Linked DNA regions of Homo sapiens: region 1 is linked to region 2. Evidence: read pairs that join two places in POLR2A ChIA-PET (ENCODE). Cell type or tissue: OCI-LY7. All regions are shown on one strand. Links, peaks and the distances in the headings refer to the core of each region. The heading gives the core; the rest is flanking DNA.

What was found. Peaks named below come from ENCODE experiments on the same cell type or tissue, not always from the same donor. Only the 100,000 strongest peaks of a DNase experiment are listed, where the experiment ranks them.
Region 1: POLR2A ChIA-PET joins it to region 2 with 10 read pairs; 3 of 35 experiments call an interaction of 5 or more read pairs at or near these places.

What each region holds. Positions count from the first base shown.
Region 1 is chr9:132,617,521-132,627,615 of GRCh38, forward strand. It overlaps DDX31 (DEAD-box helicase 31), which reads right to left. Exons shown (of 20, transcript NM_022779.9): 17 at 8,144-8,225; 18 at 810-921. Among named protein-coding and RNA genes, the nearest start is that of BARHL1, 40 kb to the left of the region's middle. In OCI-LY7, for the core only: no CTCF peak of the experiment used is centred there; no DNase peak of the experiment used is centred there.
Region 2 is chr9:132,545,405-132,555,499 of GRCh38, forward strand. All of the region lies in intron 5 of CFAP77 (cilia and flagella associated protein 77), which reads left to right. Among named protein-coding and RNA genes, the nearest start is that of BARHL1, 32 kb to the right of the region's middle. In OCI-LY7, for the core only: a CTCF peak has its summit at 1,415; DNase peaks (open chromatin) are centred at 1,367, 1,597, 3,147 and 4,337; H3K4me3 peaks cover 1,904 bases; H3K27ac peaks cover 3,761 bases.

The DNA.
Region 1 (10,095 bases), core at 675-8,674, 72 kb after region 2:
AAGCATTTCTATTTATAAAAAGAAAGGATGCTACAGTGTTCCGATATTGGTAAGCCAGCCTGGCACTCTTCTCAAAATAGCAGGCAACTAACAAAAAAACCCTGTGCATACTCCAGCATGGAGTAAGTCTCATTAGACATGGTCAGTCTCTGGCCAAGACATCCCATGATAAAAAGTACCAGTGATTACAAACCCCCTTCAGCCATACACTGCTTATTACTCAACGTGAACTGTGAAGTCTACATCTAATGTATGGTGATCCCAGGAGCCAACTTATCCAACAAAGGGTCTGAATATTAAGTCAACACCTCTCTCTTTCATAAATTTCCTAGGAATTGGGTTCATGGTCTATGGCTCTTCCTCAGTACTGTTCTTTCTCGTTTTTCTTTGTGCCTTCAAATAGGAACTGCTTAGGTCTAATATTTCCAGCTCTGGCCTTCATCTCTAATTTCCATCTCTACAACTATTTCTACTAACGTGTCACATGTCTTCTATCTGGTTTTCAAAGAAAGAGGAAAACAGATCCTTAAGATCCAAGTTGTTGGGTCAAAACTCTAGTCCCGATATAAGCCAAGATAAAGCCTCATTTGTGCAAAACATGGGGAAGGATGAAATTAACATTTAATATCACTTTAAAGCCTTCCGTGCCTGCTTCCAAACCCTGCAGAATTATGGAGATTGAAGGCTTTGGCTGGTGAGCAGGGACCTCCATGTTGGCCTCTCAACCGGTTTGGGGGTATGTGGGTGAAGGTGGGGGAGAGCACTCTGCTGGGCTATCCACTGCGCAAGCACCTAGGAAATCGACTGACCTTTCTTTGCCCAGGAGACCCTCCTCTCACTGGAGTGCACGTAATCTTCAAATACCGTCTGCAAGACTGTGGCTCGCTCTCGGATTTCCTGGGGGCCAACAGCATGGGATTTCTGAGAGGGCGACGGAAGGATTAAAGGAGAGATAGAGTCAAGGTCAGGAATAATGAAGCAGTTTATAATAGATTTAATAACAGTAAAATCACACAGTAACCACCTAGGGCCAACAAGGGTAATCCTTTCAATATTACTAGGAAAAAAGGGAGCTATAGAGATGTCAAAGTCAAGTAAGGATGAGGGTGGCTTTATGAGAGAGAACATCAGGTCTGTTTACTTATTTACTTACTTTTCTTCCTGACCTCTTACCATGCATGTTCAAAATCAAAGACCATTGGAGACACTTTGGAATTTTCCAAGTCCAATTCAGACATTTAAAACATCACTGAACATGAGCTGTTTTCAAATGGGTCTTGGATCTCCTAGGAATCTTCACCTTTCCCTCACGCGCATCAGTGGAACACCGACAATTTCTCTTCATGAGCACTCCACAGTGACCTGCCTAACATTCTGCTTTTAAAAGTTACCCCATCCTTGAATTTCAGAGCAGGCTTCCTCAGTGCCTAGAGCGGTTCAGACTTCTAGTGTTTCAAATTTATTCCTCCAGCCCATGGCCACTGTGGCCAGGAACCTATTAAGGAGTGAGTGGGCTGTTCCAGGACAACACACTCAAAGACTGCCTGGATCTTTGCAGCAAATCGTCCCTGTGTAAGAAGTAGCATCTGTGTGCATGCAAAGAGCCTACAGATGGAAAATGTTAATAAAATAGACAATTATTTTCTTTTCATCCTTTAACAGTACCAGAGAAAAAAATTTCCTTTTTAAATATCCCCGCTAAAAACTAGTGGCTTTTGTCTCCAATATCGTAAAACAAACATGAGTGCTTTCTACTGAATGTGAAATCAAGAGAACACAGATTCTTCCACCCAATGAGGCCAACCTGCCAAGTGACACTGATCACTTGAGTGGTGCTAGTGCCTCTACTTCCACCTGCCACCCTGGTGTGAACCCCCGGGGAAAATCCAGAGTGAGACCGGGTCGTGCTGCTTAACCTTGTAGAGGACGGTGTATGAGCGCCTGCATCTGGCCTCACTAAGACTCCCTGAGCCTCTCTTTCACCTTTAAGGCTGACAGAGGAAGAACAAAGGGGAGGAAAGAAAAAGCCTCATTCTCTGGATCGACGTTCATCTCTATATTAAGAGACTTAACAACGTGAAAATGTTTTTAGTTTAGTCAAATCATTCCTGCTACCTGTTTGGTTGATGACAGTCTCGCTGATTTCACAGTTCAATACAAGGTCCCCCTAAGGGTTCTATCCGCTAAAATGTCAGGAGAAGAGTCACTCAGGAGCCGTGTTACCAAAGTGGACATTTGCTATTGTCATTAACAAGGATTTTTTTTTTTTTACCCTCTTAACTGATGTGAAATGCAAACTTTTTTTTGCTGCCCTCCTTTCGTTAAGCCACCTCAGCAGCGCAACTGTCACCTTCCCTGTGTTTTTTTTTTTTTTTAATATGAATGTGAAATTAGCGAGGATGCCCTTTCCCCTGGCGGACAGAATCCTCTGTTATTAAAAAGTAAAGCACTTTAATAATGAAAACTTTTTCCTCTTTTTCTTGTGTTTTAACTGTTTAAAATTAATGAGAAGGGCAGAATGGTTGTCAAAGCAATATTGAAAGCCGGGCAGCCAGGACCGAATAAGCACAAAAATCCCTCTAGAGTGTTAAATAAACAGAGCTCCAGCCCTCTCCGAATCCCTCTGTTGGTTATTGTATACATTCTGTAACAGCTCTCAGAATAGATCTGAGAGCCAGGGAGGCAGAGAGGTTTCAGAATTCCAATAAAGGCCTCAAATTAAAGACAGCCTGGTGCGAATTCCAGGAGAAAATTAAAGAGACCTCAAGCTTAAGTGACAGGTGACTTGCTTCTGTGTCACAACTGTCAGGGGATTTAGTGATAATATGGCAATATATTACAAAGGGCTTTTCTTATTCCCCCCTTTAGGTTTCAAAATGAGGCATCTTTTCTTCCCAACCAAAAAAAAAAAAAATTACATATATATAATGTGAGTGTGTATACAAGCGAAATACGTAGGGAAAAAAAAAACAGGATAGAACTAGGTTCACAGGTTTGAAATGATAAGGTCAGTTTTAGTAAAATATAAGAAAAAGTTAATGGCAGAAAAAAATATATACAATACTTAGGAAAAAAAAAATCTTACTCCTCCCTAACCCCTGCTTCCAGAAATACCTTATTTTAAAATTGCCCCTCTTGAGAATGAATGAGGTATTTTTCAGTTGTCTTCTGGGGAGGACAGTCTAAATTTAAACTGAAGACAGAGGGGGGCAGAGTTATGCAGCACCATCTCAGCCCCCGACAGGTAAAATGCTCCTATAATGAGAGCGGGTCAAACCCCTGAGGGCACATGGATACCTGGCAGGGCTGGCTCTCCCACCCTCCAAGACACAGAGTCAGTACTGGTTAATGAAGCTAACTTCAACTAGTGGACCATGGGTAGTTTAGAAAAACACATTTCCAACCATCCATCCGCACGCAATGCACCTTTGTCTCTAACATCCTACTGATCTTGGAAAACACAGGCCATCAGAAAGGATGAGCAGGGGGCTCTGAACTTATTTTAAGATCTCGCAATGCCAGCAACGGCTCCTTTGTTGGGATAAGTTTACAGGTATATTTCACAGGACAAAAACGCTTGTAGGAAAAACATGGTTGGGTGTGTGTATACTTTGATGATGAAGATTTCACACCTATCAAGAAGCAACAGATGAGTCTAAGATAAATAGGCTGGACTATTTTTATTATAAAAAGTAATAGCAAAGGTGGGAGGTTTTTGTGAAAGCCTGCACCTTGATATTGCCAACTTCCAAGGTATTTTTAAGCAAAATGGAAGGGTTTTGTTTTAATCACTTTATTGCCAAGCTGAGTTTTACCCCCATGGTCCCTAGAACCTTCTGAGTGCTTCCCAGTAAAGTTGAAAGATCAAATTTATTCTCTTTGTAGGTAGGTGAACATTCACACACCCAGACATAGCTATATATGTTTTATATACCTAAATATGAAATATACATTTTACAGATGCTTCACTCGCTTTCTTTCTGTTCACAGAAGCCCAAAAATGTATGTGCCAAAGGGACATTTACCATGGGCTTCAATCACGCTGGGTGAAGGAGAGGGGCACTGTAATGAGGTGTCTGGCTATCTGAACGAAAGGCCTAGCTACTGAACCCACATTTACATGCCTGGCATTAGTTCACATGCTAGAGAACTGCTCAAATTGAGGACAGCAATTAAGACACACGTTATTTCTTACGCATAACAGATTTAAAAGTTGTATCCAGCATCTACTTTATTCTTCTTACTACTGACATGAATCACACATAAAATACTCTCTCGGGTTGTGTATATCTATGTGATAATTAGTAACACAGTCAATTTAGTTTAGTTTTTCTTTTTCCTCTGAATTCAAGTTAAACTTGGCTCAGCAAGCCAGGTCTTCACCAACATGACACCTACAACGTAGGATGGTTAATTTAGCTTTCTAAGTTAACCAGTTATATCATGAAAGCCCAAACTTACTCAGCTTTTCTTAAAAAAAAAAAAAAAAAAAATCACCAAACCTTAAAAATATCCAAGCATTCACTACTGTCTATCAAGGTAGGAGCTGGGGCTGAGATCATGAGACAGAGTTTCTAGACCTAAGAATCTATGAGGTCTGGAACTCTACAGGGCACTTTATACCTCGTTTTATTTAAATCTCACAGCAATTGTATGTTTTACAGATGGGAAAACTGAGACTGGGGAGAAGATAATCTGCCTGAGATTGCAGAGCTAACAGCTGGGAAGCAAGGATTCAAACTCAAACTCATATCTATCTGGGACCTGGCTCTTACTCATGAAGTTAGAGCCACTCCTCAAGTCTCAGGAAGTCCTTGAGGCTGGCCTCAAGCCAGGGAAAGTCTTAAGGAGAAGAATTTATGCTGCAAGGCCACAGAAGGGCAGATGCTACCAAAAAAAAACGACTGTAGCTTGTTGCTGACAGAGTGGAGGGAGATGCAGCTGCTCCGCTCCTTCTCTGGGGACGTGTCCTTCAGGAGAGGCTTCCTGCCCTTCTACAGCTTCCCTGCGTTGCGCAGACACACAGTGATCAACTCCCTGGAGAGAAATGATCTGCACTCGGGGATAAAGACTGACACCAATGCCAGGCCCAGAAAGAGTATACCTGAGACGACGTTTGATCAAACTTACTATCTCATTGTGTAATTGTACTACTTGCCTTTATTTCTAGAGAGCTGGCAGATGCTAATGTTCCACTTATTATGATACAGCAAAAAAGGGCACTGGGATTCATGTCCCTGAGTCTGGGCTTTAATTCCACATCTGCTACTAACTTGTATGACTACAAATAATCCTGATAGTTACAGTAATAATAAAAAATGCCCTTTGGGCCGCGTGTGGTGGCTCATGCTTGTAATCCCAGCACTTTGGGAGGCCAAGATGGGCAGATCACCTGAGGTCAGGAGTTTGAGGCCAGCCTGGCCAAGATGGTGAAACCCCGTCTCTACTAAAAATACAAAAGTTAGCCGGGCATGGTGGTGTGTGTCTGTAATCGAGCTACTTGGGAGGCTGAGGCAGGAGAATCGGTGGAACCCAGGAGGCAGAGGTTGCAATAAGCTGAGGTCACGCCAGTGCATTCCAGCCTGGGAGACACAGCAAGACTCCATCTCAAAAAAAAAAAAAGCCCTTTGGTCCTATGTTTTATACTTGGGACTCCAGGACTATTTCCCACACAATCCTCTGACGTCCTTAAAAGAACACTATTTTATCTCAACTTTACGTGCGAAGAAACTGAGGCTTAGAAAGGTCCAGTCCAGGCCGGGTGCAGTGGCTCATGCCTGTAATCCCAGCACTTTGGGAGGCTGAGGCGGGCGGATCACAAAGTCAAGAGATTGAGACCATCCTGGCCAACATAGTGAAACCCCGTCTCTACTAAAAATACGAAAATTAGGTGGGCATGGTGGCATGCGCCTGTATTCCCAGCTACTTGGGAGGCTGAGGCAGAACTGCTTGAACCTGGGAGGCAGAGGTTGTAGTGAGCCAAGATCGTGCCACTGTACTCCAGCCTGGCGATAGAGCGAGACTCCATCTCAAAAAAAAAAAAAAAAAGAAAAAAAAAAGAAAAAAGAAAAAAGAAAGGTCCGATCACAGGCTGGTGACAGATGAGGAACGTGACCCTGAGGCGTGCTCTTAGCCACTCTGCTACACTGCCTCTCCGAAAAGAAACTAAGGCTTAGAGAGGTCCAGTCCCTGCCCAAGGTCACACACTGGTGACAGATGAGGAACATGACCCTAAGGCCATGCTCTTAGCCACTCTGCTACACTGCCTCCTCCAACAGATCCACATCTGCTCCCTGCTGATCCCACAGAGCTGCCCTGGAGCCATAATGAAGTATCTGGGGGAACATTAAAAAAGAAACCAAAAGGCCGGCTACGGTGGCTCACACCTGTAATCCCAGCACTTTGGGAGACCAAGGCGGGTGAATCATGGGGTCAGGAGTTCGAGACCAGCCTGACCAACATGGTGAAACCCTGTCTCTACTAAAAATACGAAAAAATTAGCTGGGCGTGGTGGCATGTGCCTGTAGTCCCAGCTGCTCAAGAGGCTGAGGCAGAAGAATCACTCGAACCTGGGAGGCAGGGGTTGCAGTGAGCCAAGATCGCGCCATTGCACTCCAGCATGGGCGACAGAGCGAGACTCCGTCTCAAAAAAAAAAAAAAAAAAAAAAAAAAAGAAGAAACCAAAAAAGCCCCTTAACTAGAATTTATGATAGTTCCAAAAGAACGGAAGTGTGCCAAGACCAATGAAGATCTGTCTGGTCACAGGTCAACACCCCTAATAACAAACTTAATAAAGGGTGGTCCAGAGGCTTACGAGTCTTATATGAAGTACTGACTTGCTTAAAGTAACCTGATGACCAATGGAGTCTTTAACAGCTTTTATTGTTCACAGGGATCTTTGCTGTGGTTGATCAAATTTCACCTCTAAATATGACTAACATTTCCTTATTTAGAAAAAGACTCAATTATCTTGGTTTAGTTAATACTAATAAAGGCATATTGGTATACAGTTAAATATATGTGCTTTGAAGTTAAGACTTCAAATCCCAGAATGACTAAAGCATATTAGTGTGCCCCTGTGAAAGTTCCTTTACCTCTCTAAGTCTCAGTTTCCTCATCTATAAATTGGGGCCATCACCAACTTCTCGGATTGCTATAAGATTAAATGGGACCGTGCACATAAAGAGTGTAGCACAGTCCTAGGTTGGGAACACACACTTTGCTAATAGAGGCTATGGCTATCTCCTCTCCTGGTATTACATACATTTCCTTAGATGCTCTCTAAAACAAGAGAATTTAAGTCAGGCTCAGTGAAACGGGGTCCCTCCCTGCTCAGGGAGAATAATGATCCAAATACAGGCACATGCTAAAGCATGAAAGAAACTCTTAAGCTTGATCTATCTGGCCCTGATTTTCCAGTTCATCCTCAGGCATACAAAAACAAATGTAAAATATTCAAGTGATTAATATCTCATAGACAAAATTACATACAGCAACACTGCACCCACACACGGGAATACTGAGTAAGGGGGTGGGGTGGGGTGAGGGAATAATGGTCTAGTCGGGTGCAGCCTTAAGAGAAGGAGCAGGAAAGGGTGTCCAGGGCTGCCTGCACCTGCTCAGAATCTCCATATGGAACTGCATGGATAATAAAAATTTTTCTTCTTAATGATCTCAACTTTACTCTTCCTCTGTGGATAGCACACACACATTAAAAAATGGATGAACTAACTGTGTCTGAAAGGAGACACAGAGATACTTATTTCTTCCATGCTGTCTGGGATAGGCAGGTCTAGGCAGCCGTCCTTGCTGAGAATCTGGACAGGGACCACCGGGGCTGAGCGTGTGGCACTGCCTCCAGACTCATTCTGGCCTGGACCTCCTTTCTGGGGAGCCTGCTGCTGTCTGGCAGGCTTCCAGAATGGACCGTAGCCCACTCGCTAGATGAGAGTGGCAAACGCATCCAGAAGCAAAGACGAGGAAAAAAAAAAAACAATCAAGATTTGGCCTCATCTAATGTTCATGGTTCTTAAAATAAATGTATTGCTTGACAGAGGAAGTAACCCATACACAAAGTCTCTACTACCCCAAATCAAGTGAGTCACATCTGTTGGCAGCGAGCACAATAAATAACAAAACTCACCTGGGCTCCCCATCGTTTCCCTTTAAAACAATCATCTCTTGTCAGAACACACAAAATATCTTCCATCTTAATCTCAGAAACGCTGTAAAAGGAAGGGCACAGCAAGGTAACTTTTTGCTCTTTCAAAAACACCCAAGACCTTGATGCACAAAACTGGCCTATTCTTGAGCTAATTAGACATGAAGTAGAAGTGACACCTTCCTAGGAAAGGAAATATTTTCCTAAACCCTTAGGAATTGAGAAGGGGACCTCTATGATATTAAAGGGACAGGATGATATTCCTGACAATTTCTTTCCTCTCTGATGAATTTAAAATAGGCTACATTTAGAATTTCCTTAATAGAGATTATGTCATTATTTCTTAATAAATCTTGAATACCAAATAAGTGTGCCCACTCACTGATCCACTCCCTTGATTTGAGCAGATGATGATGAAATAGAAGCATTTTGGTCTCTTTAGTTTATACTGAAGAGGAAAAAAAAAAAAAAAAGGAAGAAAAGGGTGGCCAAACATCCTCCACTGTGGGGTAAACACCCCTGTGAGGGTAACGAGGGCACAAAGCCCTGTCCCAGCAGCACTGGCCTTTCTTCTTCTACCCTGGAGGAGCTTCACTCCCCCATCTCTTAATTACTGATGGGTGAAGACCAAAGGATCTCTAACGAAGCCGGAGCTGTGTGCCAAGCACTGAGACAAGAGCTTGGGCTTCACTCAGGAACAGAAGCCACAAGGAGCCAGAACACAACAGTCAGACCTGCCTAGCAGTGGAGTCTGGAAAGCCTCCGCTTCATCCAATCAACTGCAAGGCCACAGCATTTGAATGTAGGGAGCAAAGAGAGACTTGCGTGTCAGAGATGAAGGAAGAAACGTGAGCTGCTGAAAGGATACTTCCCAGGGAGAAAGAGAAACAGAAAGAGAAGAAGGAGTTCTGAGGGGGAAACAGATCATAAGAAGACAAATGATTTTGTTGTATGCTCTTTTTTTTTTTTGAAAATGTAACAGCAAATTAAAACATGAATGGCAACCTCTTAGGTGGGAGAAGACAATTCTCCCCCTTTCACCCAAAGGTTACTCTGACAAGGCTATGAATGAAAATGCCACGTCTCTGACAGCGATTTACCTGAAATGTGTCATCTCCCTGCACACCCCCAGCCCTCACCCCTCAGCATCCTCTCTCTGCTGCCAACTCACAGCCCTATGGATGAGTGAAGCCTTTTTACAGCAGCAAAGAGTCAACCAGAGGAGGCAGAGCATGCTCTGAAAGGGCAGGAGTCAGAGGGAGAGTGCCCTGACTTCATGGGAAATCTATTTTTCATAGGAGAGAGCAATGCATGGGTATTGAACTCGCCTCTCATTTGTGCCTGGCACCCCGAGGGAAGGTGAAAACAGAGCCCAGTCCCATCTTTTTCTTGGTCTGATTTGCTTCTATTCATCACTTTTTTCTTGAGAAAAAAAGAGGAAAAACACAAAAATAAAAGAAATGCAAGAATTTGGAGTCAAATCTTGAAGCAGAAAGAAAAGAGTAATGCCGTTTGCAGTCAGGAACAGAAAAAGCTAAATATGCCACAGAACAGTAAGGCAGTGTTCTCAAATGCGTGTGCTGATATTCCAGCCAGAGTGTGGCTCATATGCTGTGTCCACATGGCGACGTCGGGGAACCACACACCCTAAGCAAACAGGAGCTGAGAGGGAACGGGAGTGATTTACAGTTTAAAAGGGCCTTCTTCCTCTTCCTAAGAAACTGCTGCTTCTGAGGAACAAAGCAAATCTACTATGATTATTTATGGGTCCATCAACAGATCTGAATCACCTCACCTTAGTATGAAACGAGATGGATAAATAAATAAATTCAGGGAACTGTCTTATGCCTGATCTAAGAAATACACATTTTGATGAAGCATTTACATTTTAATAAACCAATGATGATTTTCATTAGAAACACATTTAAAGGGGA
Region 2 (10,095 bases), core at 1,279-9,278:
GCCGAGACACATGACCTATCGGGCCATAAAACTCATGAGAAAGAAAATCAACATGCAAGCCACAGCATATACTGAGTGTTCGCCTCCTTTCCGAGGGTATTCGCAGGATGCTGGGAGTTAAAGCTGCAGGCTGTCTCCCTATCCTACTTGCCAGAAACCTGGGGCCAAGGGAAATGGGGAATTGTGCCGGGTTCATCCCTGGATGCCACCCTGTCCAACCCAGCAGAGACCCTTAGACACACAGAGTGCTGCCGTTATGGGTGTCACACGCAGTCGCCTCCTTGTCAGGAAGTAACACCAACAAAAAGTATTTACCGAGCCCTTAGAATGCACCCGGCGCTGAGCAGGTCTCATCTCATAGATATCATGCCCCCATTCTACTGACATGGAAACTGAGGCTTGGAGAGGTGAGAAGTGGAGTCTGGGTCCAATCTGGGGTTTCCTAGCCCCAGGGCCTCCCGAGGACCCCTTCCCTCACCTCCAGGCCCCACCCACAGGTCCCCATTCTCACCACCAAGGGATCCTTTCTTCCCCTTCACGGCACTTAACTCTGCAATTAATTAACTGGGCAATTTTTTTCATCTTGCTCAGTAAAATGTGAGCCCCCCAGGACCGTGCCTGTCAGTTCCACACCTTGTCCCCAGAGGCCAGCAGGGTGCCTGGCACAGAGTAGGGGATCAGTAAACATCTGTGGAATGAATGAATGAGGGGATGAAAGACTGAACCGCCAGTACAGCCCAGAGTGACAGAAGAATTTAAAAGTCTGTTACAGACCTGCTGAGCCTCCCCTTTCTCCCCTTCCCAAACCAAGCACCCACCATCCCGGCAGCCACCAACTGGGCCTGGACTCAGGGGTCCGGGCGGGTGGCCAGGGCCACTCCCCCTAGGCGGAGCTGCTGTCTGTGGTGTCTGTCACGTGTGAAGCCCCGGGAGGGCCTTTGTCTGCGCCTGGCTTTGCCGCTGATCTGCTGCCCCCACCCCGGCCCCATTATGAAGGGAAAAGCGCTTCCAGAAAAGTTGAGCCTGTCACGGTGATGGATAACCTAAATGGACTCTCCCCGCTCACGAGCAGATGTCGACGCTGAACTCTGTCAGAAATAATTAAACACCTTTCACACTGAAAAGCAGCAGGCAGGGCGCGGCTGCTGCACCGACACCGCCAGCCACGAGGGGGCTGCCCTGCCAGAGGGGCTGCCGAGACCCCCGCGCTGGATGACCCGGGCCACTTACAGGGTCGAGAGAGGAGAGGGACCAAAGAGGGAAGAGGACACATCCCCCACTGTGCATTCCCTCCAGGCAGGGCAGTACAGAGATGTCTTCTTTCTGGTCTGTGCCACCAGCAACTGCCCCTGGTGGCTGGGGCCCAGAAGGGGGTTCTGCCAGCAGCTGGCGAGGGGCCCTCCTACCAGGACAGTTATGCCTGGGCTCTCTCTCCAGACCTCTGTTTCCTCAGCTGACAATGAGTGGGTGGGACTAGTTCTTGAGCGTTCCTTCCAATCCAAGATTCTGTGATCCCCAGTTCACTGGCCCAGGAGCCATGTGGGAGGGGATGGGGGCCCTTGGAGGTGCAGACCCCAAACCCAGGGTGAGCCAGCAGGGGGAGCAGCTCAGATCCTTCTCAGGTGCCCATTTTGGGGATGGGACATGAACTCATTTTCTCCCATCCCTGAATGGAGGAGCCGCTGGGCTGGGGCTGATGCCCTCTGTGCCCTGTGGGGGATAGAGACGCTCCCCTGCCCTTTGGCCGGGTGTTCTAGGTCTCCAGGGCAGACAGCAAGGCCAGCAAGGAGTAATGTGGTACATCTGTGTGCACGCATGACTCCAGGGACAGCCAGACGGGGTCAAGTGGTGACCCTGCCACACCTACCTGTCAGGTGGCTTTACCTGTCTGTGACCCACTTCCTCTTCCATAAAATGGGCTAACAAATGCTCCCCTGGCTAGGCTGCTGGGAGGATCCAGAGAGAATATGTGTGCACCACGCTCAGCAGAACGCCTGGCCCATGTTAACTGCCTATAAGTGGCAGCTCCATGAGGATGGCTGTGGAGATCATTCATTCATTCATTCCCCTGCTCATTCACAAATCTTTTCCACATGCGCCTTCATGCTGGGCCCTGTTCCCCGCACTGATGCTATGCTGGCGAACAGGCCAGACTCGGGTGTGACTGCCACCGTTGGGCTGCTGGCCGCTGGCTTGGGGTGACATGGACAGACAGACCGACACACAGGCAGCTGCACAGCTGGGCTCCTGGGCCGGGAAGTCTGGAGAAGCTCTGCCCTAGGTGTCCTCAGGTGTCCCCAGGTGCGCCGTGTCCACAGCCTGAAATGGTCCAGAGACACCAACCTTGCTTGAAGGGCGGAAGCCACTCCCATAACAATAGCCCCATTAAACATAACCCTGCGTGGGCCGGCCCACCCTGTTTCCTTGCCTTTTGCAGAAACTTCCTCAGGGCTCTCCAGGCAGGGTCCAGACACCCCCACTTGCCCAGGCAGCCCTCCCTGGGGCCCTGGCTAACAGCGCTTCCTCCGGTTCTCAACCAGCCACTCATGCACAGCCACACAAAGCAGACGGTACATCCTTCTGCCCAAAGATGGAGAGTGAGTGCCCCCAAAAGCTTATGGCCGATGACAATGGCGAAAGACTGGATGCCACTGATGAAGAGATGGCTCAAGTACACGTTAGGAGACCTTGAAAACCACGGCTTTGATCTGTACTTATTGACACTTTAATAACATATTGTTGGGCAAAAGAGTCCATGCCACGGGCCCCGCCTGGAGAGAAGCACCCGAGCATCTCTGAGCGTCTGCACAATGCCTACAGACATTCGGCAGGAGGGCCCCACAAATGGTAGCAGTGGTGATCTTTGGGGCGGGGGGGTGGGGGGTGAAGCTGATTTTCCTTTCTCTGATGCTCTTTTCTATATGGTTTGCATTTTTTTCAATGAGTAGATGCAGCTTTTCCAAAACCAGTAAGGCTATTTTTTTAAATGTTTTTAAAAGATGGAGATCCTGAGTTCTTCCCCAGGTGTTCATCCCAGTGTTCGACCTCCAGCTTTGAGCTCAGTTCTTCCTGATGTCTCACCAAACGCTCGCACGCTGCTGGCCAAGTCCGGTTTTGCATATTCAGCTTCCCTCAGGCATGAAGGTCAGGGCTGTGCCCCAGCAGCGAGGCCTGCTGACTTCCGGAGCCTGGATCTTTATTATAAAATCTATGTTATAATTAGAGACCCAACATCCATTTTAGAAGGGGGCTTGCCCAAGCATCTGTTGGCTGGCGGGGGGGTCTCCACATTCCCCTCCCGCCCCCACCCTCGGAACATCCGCCCCTCCCCCCACAGTCCTTGTCTCTGTACACTTCCAATACCCACCAACATTACATAGTCGTTCAGTCACTAAAGTATGAACAAATTGACTATATTTTCATTTGGCTTTTGGTTTCAGCCCCACTGCTTTAGAATAATGGCCCAAGCTATTAAGCTAACAGTTTGATTTACAAGCTTTTGTGCTCTGAACGCTGGGATCAGACTCCTCTGTTCGTGGAAGACTAACCCTGCTTCGGGTCTCCTGGGCCCCTGGCTCCCTAATAGAACAGGAGATGGAGGGAAAAAAATATATCTCAGCAGCCAGCCAAGCAGTGACACCCAGAGATGCAGCTGATTAGTGAAAGCTGCTGAATCTAAGAAAAGGATTTTCTTTCCCACCTTTAAGCTCTCTTACAAATCATAGCTGGCTGGAAAGTTAACTCTCTGCTACACCCCCCAAGCGGGCTTCTAGCCTGTCCACCCTGCCGCCTCTGCCTCTCCACAAGGCTTGTCCAGTTAAAATGAAGATGGGCCGACCCCCACAAAGGTGTATCCGAACCCAGGAAGGACAGATGCCAGATCTACGGCCCCTCCCAAGGGTCTCTGCACCAGTGATGTATTTTAAGAATCCTGTCGCTTCCTTGCATCGGAATAAGAATCATCTTACGTCACTGTGTAGGGCACCAAGTGCAGGAATGGAATGTGTCACATGCGGAAATAGGGCAATGGGAAGAATGATTCAGAGGCCCTGATGGAGTTGACACTTCCTCTGTAAATACAGATACCCCCCATTCTACATGGATCAGTATGCCGACGAGCTGACTTGCTACAGGGATGAAAGCAGGAGCTTGGCCGGGCACAGTGGCTCATGCCTGCAATCCCAGCACTTTGGGAGGCTGAGGCGGGTGGATCACCTGAGGTCAGGAGTTTGAGACCAGCCTGGTCAATATGGTGAAACTCTGTTTCTACTAAAAATGCAAAAATTAGCCAGGCGTGATGGCAGGCACCTGTAATCACAGCTACTCGGTGGGGCTGAGGCAGAAGAATCGCTTGAGCCACGGAGGTGGAGGTTGTAGTGAGCAGAGATTGTGCCACTACACTCCAGCCTGGGTGACAGAGCAAGACTCTGTCTGAAAAAACAAACAAACAAACAAAGCAGGAGCTTAATTGGTTTTACATAATCTGGCACCTCAGAGGTATAGAATTTTTAGGCACCTGCTCGTGAGGTGACATTGCTGCTCAAATACTGGCAAGCCACAAATAGCCAGAGCTGAAGTTCTGAGGCAGAGACAAAAGGAAAGGAGGTGTTCATGTATGTGGGGAGTGATGGGGGAATAGCGGCCAAGTTCCTAGAGCAGCACTCAGAGTCTGGGAGTGTCTGTGGTGGGGCCTGCAGAGGCCAACAGTGAAGGGATGACCGAAGCTGACACTTCCAACAGGACCAGTCCTACAACCTGGGAACCCCCAGCCTGGCTGCCCCCTTCATCCTTCCAGCTCCAGAGGCTTTTCTGTCTAATCTAGAAGGTTCTTCTCCCTGATTATATGCAAAAATATTTCGGTTTTTTGTTGAAAATCACCAGAATCGATGAGTAAGACAGCTGGTTTGGGCATCAGTTACATCTTTCTAATTTCTAGAGGCAGCAAGAGTCTCATGTTGAATTTTGGGAGTTGATGGAATTTGGGGGGTCCCCAATTTCTTCTTCCGACTTCTAGCTCATCTCCAGGAGAATAAATCTCCGATGATCTAGAGAGAATCCCACCAGCTTGGGAAGGAATTTGGGGAGCAGCATCTTCCTCAACATCTCCCTTGAAGCTTTTTTTTTTTTTTTTTTTTTTTGAGACAGGGTCTCACTCTGTTGCCCAGGCTGGGGTGCAGTGGTACAATTATGGCTCAATGCAGCCTCTACCTCCCAGTCTCAAGTGATTCTCCTACCCCAGCCTCCTAAGTAGCTGGGACTACAGGCGTGCAGCTAATTTTTAATTTTTTTTTTGTAGAAACAGGGTCTCACTATGTTGCCCAGGTTCCTTCTGGTTTCTGAGTGTCCCCACTTGTCAGCCTCCATCCCCTGGCCCCAGCGAGGTTGGTGGGGTGGAGACCCAAAGCCACCTGACATGGTGCCATCTGATATGGGGCCGTCAGCAGGTTCTTGCCCATAAATGGCATCAGATGATTTCCTGGGATAAACTCAGGGTTCATTCAAACTGAACTCTGGCAAAAGTGCAGGTGAAATGGACCAAGATGCTACAAACACAGCCTGACTGGCTACCCTCAGAAAGGGAAAGTGCATGGCGTCAGTGAACACATTTGGGGTAGGGGGAAAGTAAGACAATGGGGAGGTTTTATGAAGACCGACTCTGTCTTCTTCCCCTCCTCTCCTCAAAGAAGTCCTAGGAAATGATGCCTTAGGGTGGTGCAAAGAAAAAAGAAAAAAAAATGTGGGCAGTTTGACCAAAGTCCAGTAGCTGGGAGAGTGGAGGGGAGAAGTTATCCTAAAGATGGAGTTCCAAGACAGCAGCAATGATAACATCAACAGCTCACACGTCCTGACTCCTTCTTGGGTGCCAGCCTGGGTGCCCTTTTTTTTTTTTTTAAACTGTATTTTATTTTTTTAAGATGGAGTCTCACTCTGTTGCCCAGGCTGGAGTGCAGTGGCACAATTTTGGCTCACTGCATCCACCTCCTGGGTTCAAGCAATTCTTCTGCCTCAGCCTCCTGAGTAGCTGGGATTACAGACATCCGCCACCACGCCCGGCTAATTTTTGTATTTTTAGTAGAGACAGGGTTTTGCCATGTTGGCCAGGCTGGTCTCGAACTCCTGGCCTCCAGTGATCCGCCCACCTTGGCCTCCCAAAGTGCCGGGATTACAGGCATGAGCCACCACGCCCGGCCCAAGCCTGGGTGCTTTCGTGAGTTATCCCATTTCATGTCAATAACTCTCAATAACCCCACATGGTAGAGATGAGCTGCCCTGTCTCTGAGGCAAGGAGGCTAAGGCTCGGAAGCTTAAAGTCACGTGCCCAAGGTTAATAGCTAGCATGTGGCCAGGTGGGGACTTGGACTCTGGCTGGCTGCCTCCAAGCCTCAGGCCCTGAAAGAGCTGATAAACACTAAAGACTTGCAACTGAGGTCGGGGGCCAGTGCAGGGCTAAATGCGGGCCCGGGAAGGAAAGTGCAGGGCGGTCAGGAATGAGGGATTTTATGAGTGTCCAGAGTGTCGTGGCCGGGCCTGCTCCGGCTGATTTAAGCCCTGGCAATAAACCAAACTTCCCACTGCCCCAAAAGCCTCTAGACCTTGATAAAACCTCGGGCATCTTTTAAATTGCAGTTTGGCCCCAAGGCTAAAAAGGAAAGAGGCGGCTGATCCCGGATTCAGGCTTACTGCGTTAAAAGTGGGAGGCTGAGGCTGAGTCCAGCAGGAGGGCTGGGTCTGTCTGTGGGCTGGGCAGCCATGCAGAGTGGCTCCAGGTCCCAGCCTGCCTCATGCCCGCCCCAGGTCTGCATCTGTGAAGTGGGGATGGCAACAGAGAGGACCAAGTGCAATCATGCGTGTGAAGCGCGTGGCACAGGCCTGGCTAGGGGACGGTCATGGAGCAACAAAGCCTCTGGGAGGGACGAGGCCCTGGAAGCTGCTCCTTTAGATGAGTTATTCGAAAACTTGGCTTTGCCTGGGATCCTCTGAGGAGATGTTTAAAATGCAGAGTCGAAGGCCCAGTGCGGTGGCTCATGCCTGTAATCTCCCAGCACTTTGGGAGGCCAAGGCGGGAGGATCACTTCAGCTCAGGAGTTTGAGACCAGCCTGGCCAATATGGTGAAACCCTGTCTCTAGCAAAAATACAAAACTTGGCTGGGCATGGTGGTGTGCTCCTGTAATCCCAGCTACCCGGCAGGCTGAGGCAGGAGAATTGCTTGAACCTGGGAGGTTGAGGTTGCTGTGAGCCGAGATCACGCCACTGCACTCCAGCCCAGGTGACAGGGTGAGACTCCATCTCAAAAAAAAAAAAAAAAAGCAGAGTCCAGGGCCTCTCCAGGACTCTGATCCAGTGGGTCTGGGACAGCCACCAAACCTGTATTTTCAGCAAGCCAGCTGCCCCAGCTCTCAGGGTCAGTGTCAACTCCACTCTTACAGTTACGTTCAAATATGTGTTTACTGTGGCAGGTGGATGTATTTTCATATGTTTGACATGAGGCATGATGGGGCTTTCAAAGGGAAATGTGCAGTTGGAGACCGCCTCTGTCTGTTAAACAGCCCTAAGGCTTATGAACTTCTGTCTTAGTCAGGCTGCTCTAACAAAATCCCATAGACTGGGGAGCTTAAACAGATGTTTATTTCTCCTAGATCTGGAGACTATAAGTCCAAGGTCAGGGTGCCAGCATGATCAGGTTCTGGTGAGGGTCCTCTTCCTGGCTTATAGCCAAGGCACCTTCTCACCGAGTCCTCACTTGCTGGAGAGAGAGAGAGGAAGCACACACTCTGGTGTCTCTTCTTATAAGGACGCTAATCCTATCATGGGGGCCCCACCCTCACGATCCCATTTAAACCTAATCAACTCCCCAAGAGCCTTATCTCCAATGCCATCACACTGGGGGTCAGGGATTCACATACGCTTTTTGTTGGCTGAGCATGGTGGCTCCCACTTGTAATCCCAGCACTTTGCGAGGCTGAGGTGGGAGGATCATTTGAGGCCAGGAGTTCAAGACCAGCCTGGGCAACTAAGTGAGACTCTGTCTCTACAAACAAACAAACAAACAAACAAACACCATATGCGAATTTTGGGTGGACACATTCAGTCCATAGCAAGCTCTTTTTCAAGTGCAGTGGAAATCTGCCTTCTACCTTCCACCTCCTTGTTGTGTTTCTTGCTTCTTGATCCCCATGGAATCACCTTCTCTCCCTTCCACATGACAGCCCTGCAAATTCCCAAAGTCAGATACCATTTCTTCATAGACAACCAGGGTCTCGATTGCACCCCAGGGCAGAGTTCTGAATGTTGGAAGGGGGAACCCCACGTTGCAACAACAGTGGACGGCCTAGGCTCCACGGTCTCCACCAGTCCATGCTGCATTCTCTACCTTTATCCACATGCATGGAAGATTTGTCAAGCTGCACTGCATTTCTATATATTTTTAAATAAAATTGTGACTGAAACTGTCTATCAACGCCACTTGAATCACTTAATACAAGAACCTCCGTGAAAATTCCCTGCTGGAGGGCAATTTCAGGAAGAAGCTTAGTCGGATTCGTGTATACTAATAGTAGTAATAACAGTACAAGCCACCATGTCTTCAATGCCTACACTGTGTGCCAGGCACCATTCCAGGGGCTTGGCAATGACCCCACGGGATGGGTAGTATGACCCTTACTTTGCAGGTGAGAAACTGAGGCCCCTGGTCACACAGCTGGAAAGCGATAGGACCAGGATTGGAACTGAGCTCTGTGGAACTCAAAGCCCTATGTCCCTAATCATCGAGTGCACTGTCATGCCTTCTGTTGTGGAAAAAACATGCTCGACGTGATGGAATGTGCTCCGTTTGGCTTCATGTGGCAGAAATTGAGCAAGGGTTAGAATCTGTTTAAACCAGGGGCCTGAGAGTTGCTACACTTTTCTTCAGACTATGCTTTATGCAACCCTTATTTTTATTTTATTTATTTTTTTTTTTGAGACAGGCTCTCACTCTGTCACCCAGGCTGGAGCACAGTGGCACAATCACAGCCTCAACTTCCTAGGCTCAGGTGATCCCCCACCTCAGCCTCCCAAGTAGTTGGGACTACAGGTGCACACCACCATGCCCGGCTAATTTTTTTTATGTTTTGTAGAGATGGGGTTTTACCATATTGCCTAGGCTGGTCTTGAACTCCTGGGCTCAAGAGATCTGCCCGCCTTGGCCTCCCAAAGTGTTAGGATCACAGGCATGAGCCACTATGCCCAGCCCTTAAATACCTTGTTTCACCTTGCGTGCAATCCGCCAGATACCTTCAAATCACTTGGAAGGAGACAGGGTACAACTACTGAAGAAAGTAAAACACTTCTTCCACTTAGAGTTTAAGCTGAGCAAAGCAGAGATCTTCAGGGTGCCTGAATCTTGGATGCATTCCTAAGGGCTGTGTTGCCTCATCCCCAGACTCCTGACCCACTCATCTGTCCATCCGTCCATCCATCTGTCCATTCATTCATCTATCCAACCATCTATCTATCCATCCATCTATGCATGCATGCATGCATCCATCCATCCACCCATCCATCCATCCATCCATCCATCCATCCATCCATCCATCCATCCATCCTCAGCCATCTGTCCATCTGTTTGTTCATCCAACCATCCAGCCAAGATTTGTTTGGTGTCTACTGGGTGCCTCTAAAAGTAGAGTTACCCCAAGACATTTGAAGGCCTCCTGTCTGCGGACATTTCCCTAGAACCATGCCCACAATATGGCATTAACATCTTTGCTATCTAGCTGAGGACACTTAGCTCTAATAGTCCTATTTGTGACTTGTCAGGCTTAGCCTCGTCAACCACAGAAAGGTTCTGCTCCTTCTTAAAAGATACCAGAAAAAAATCCTTCCTGGTCATTATTCCAATAAGATAAAAGGGGAATAACAACACCAAACCTCGTTGCAGTACACTCCACCCCGATGGGCCGAGGACACCAAACATCTGAGTGTGTCCCCAGCTTCCCTGGCAGTAACTCAGAAGTTGTTCAACAGCCTATATTAATGAGCAATAAAGTACTGACGGGCACTGCATGGACGGCTCAGCAAAGGACTTAATTTGCAACCGAGCACAAAATCAAAGA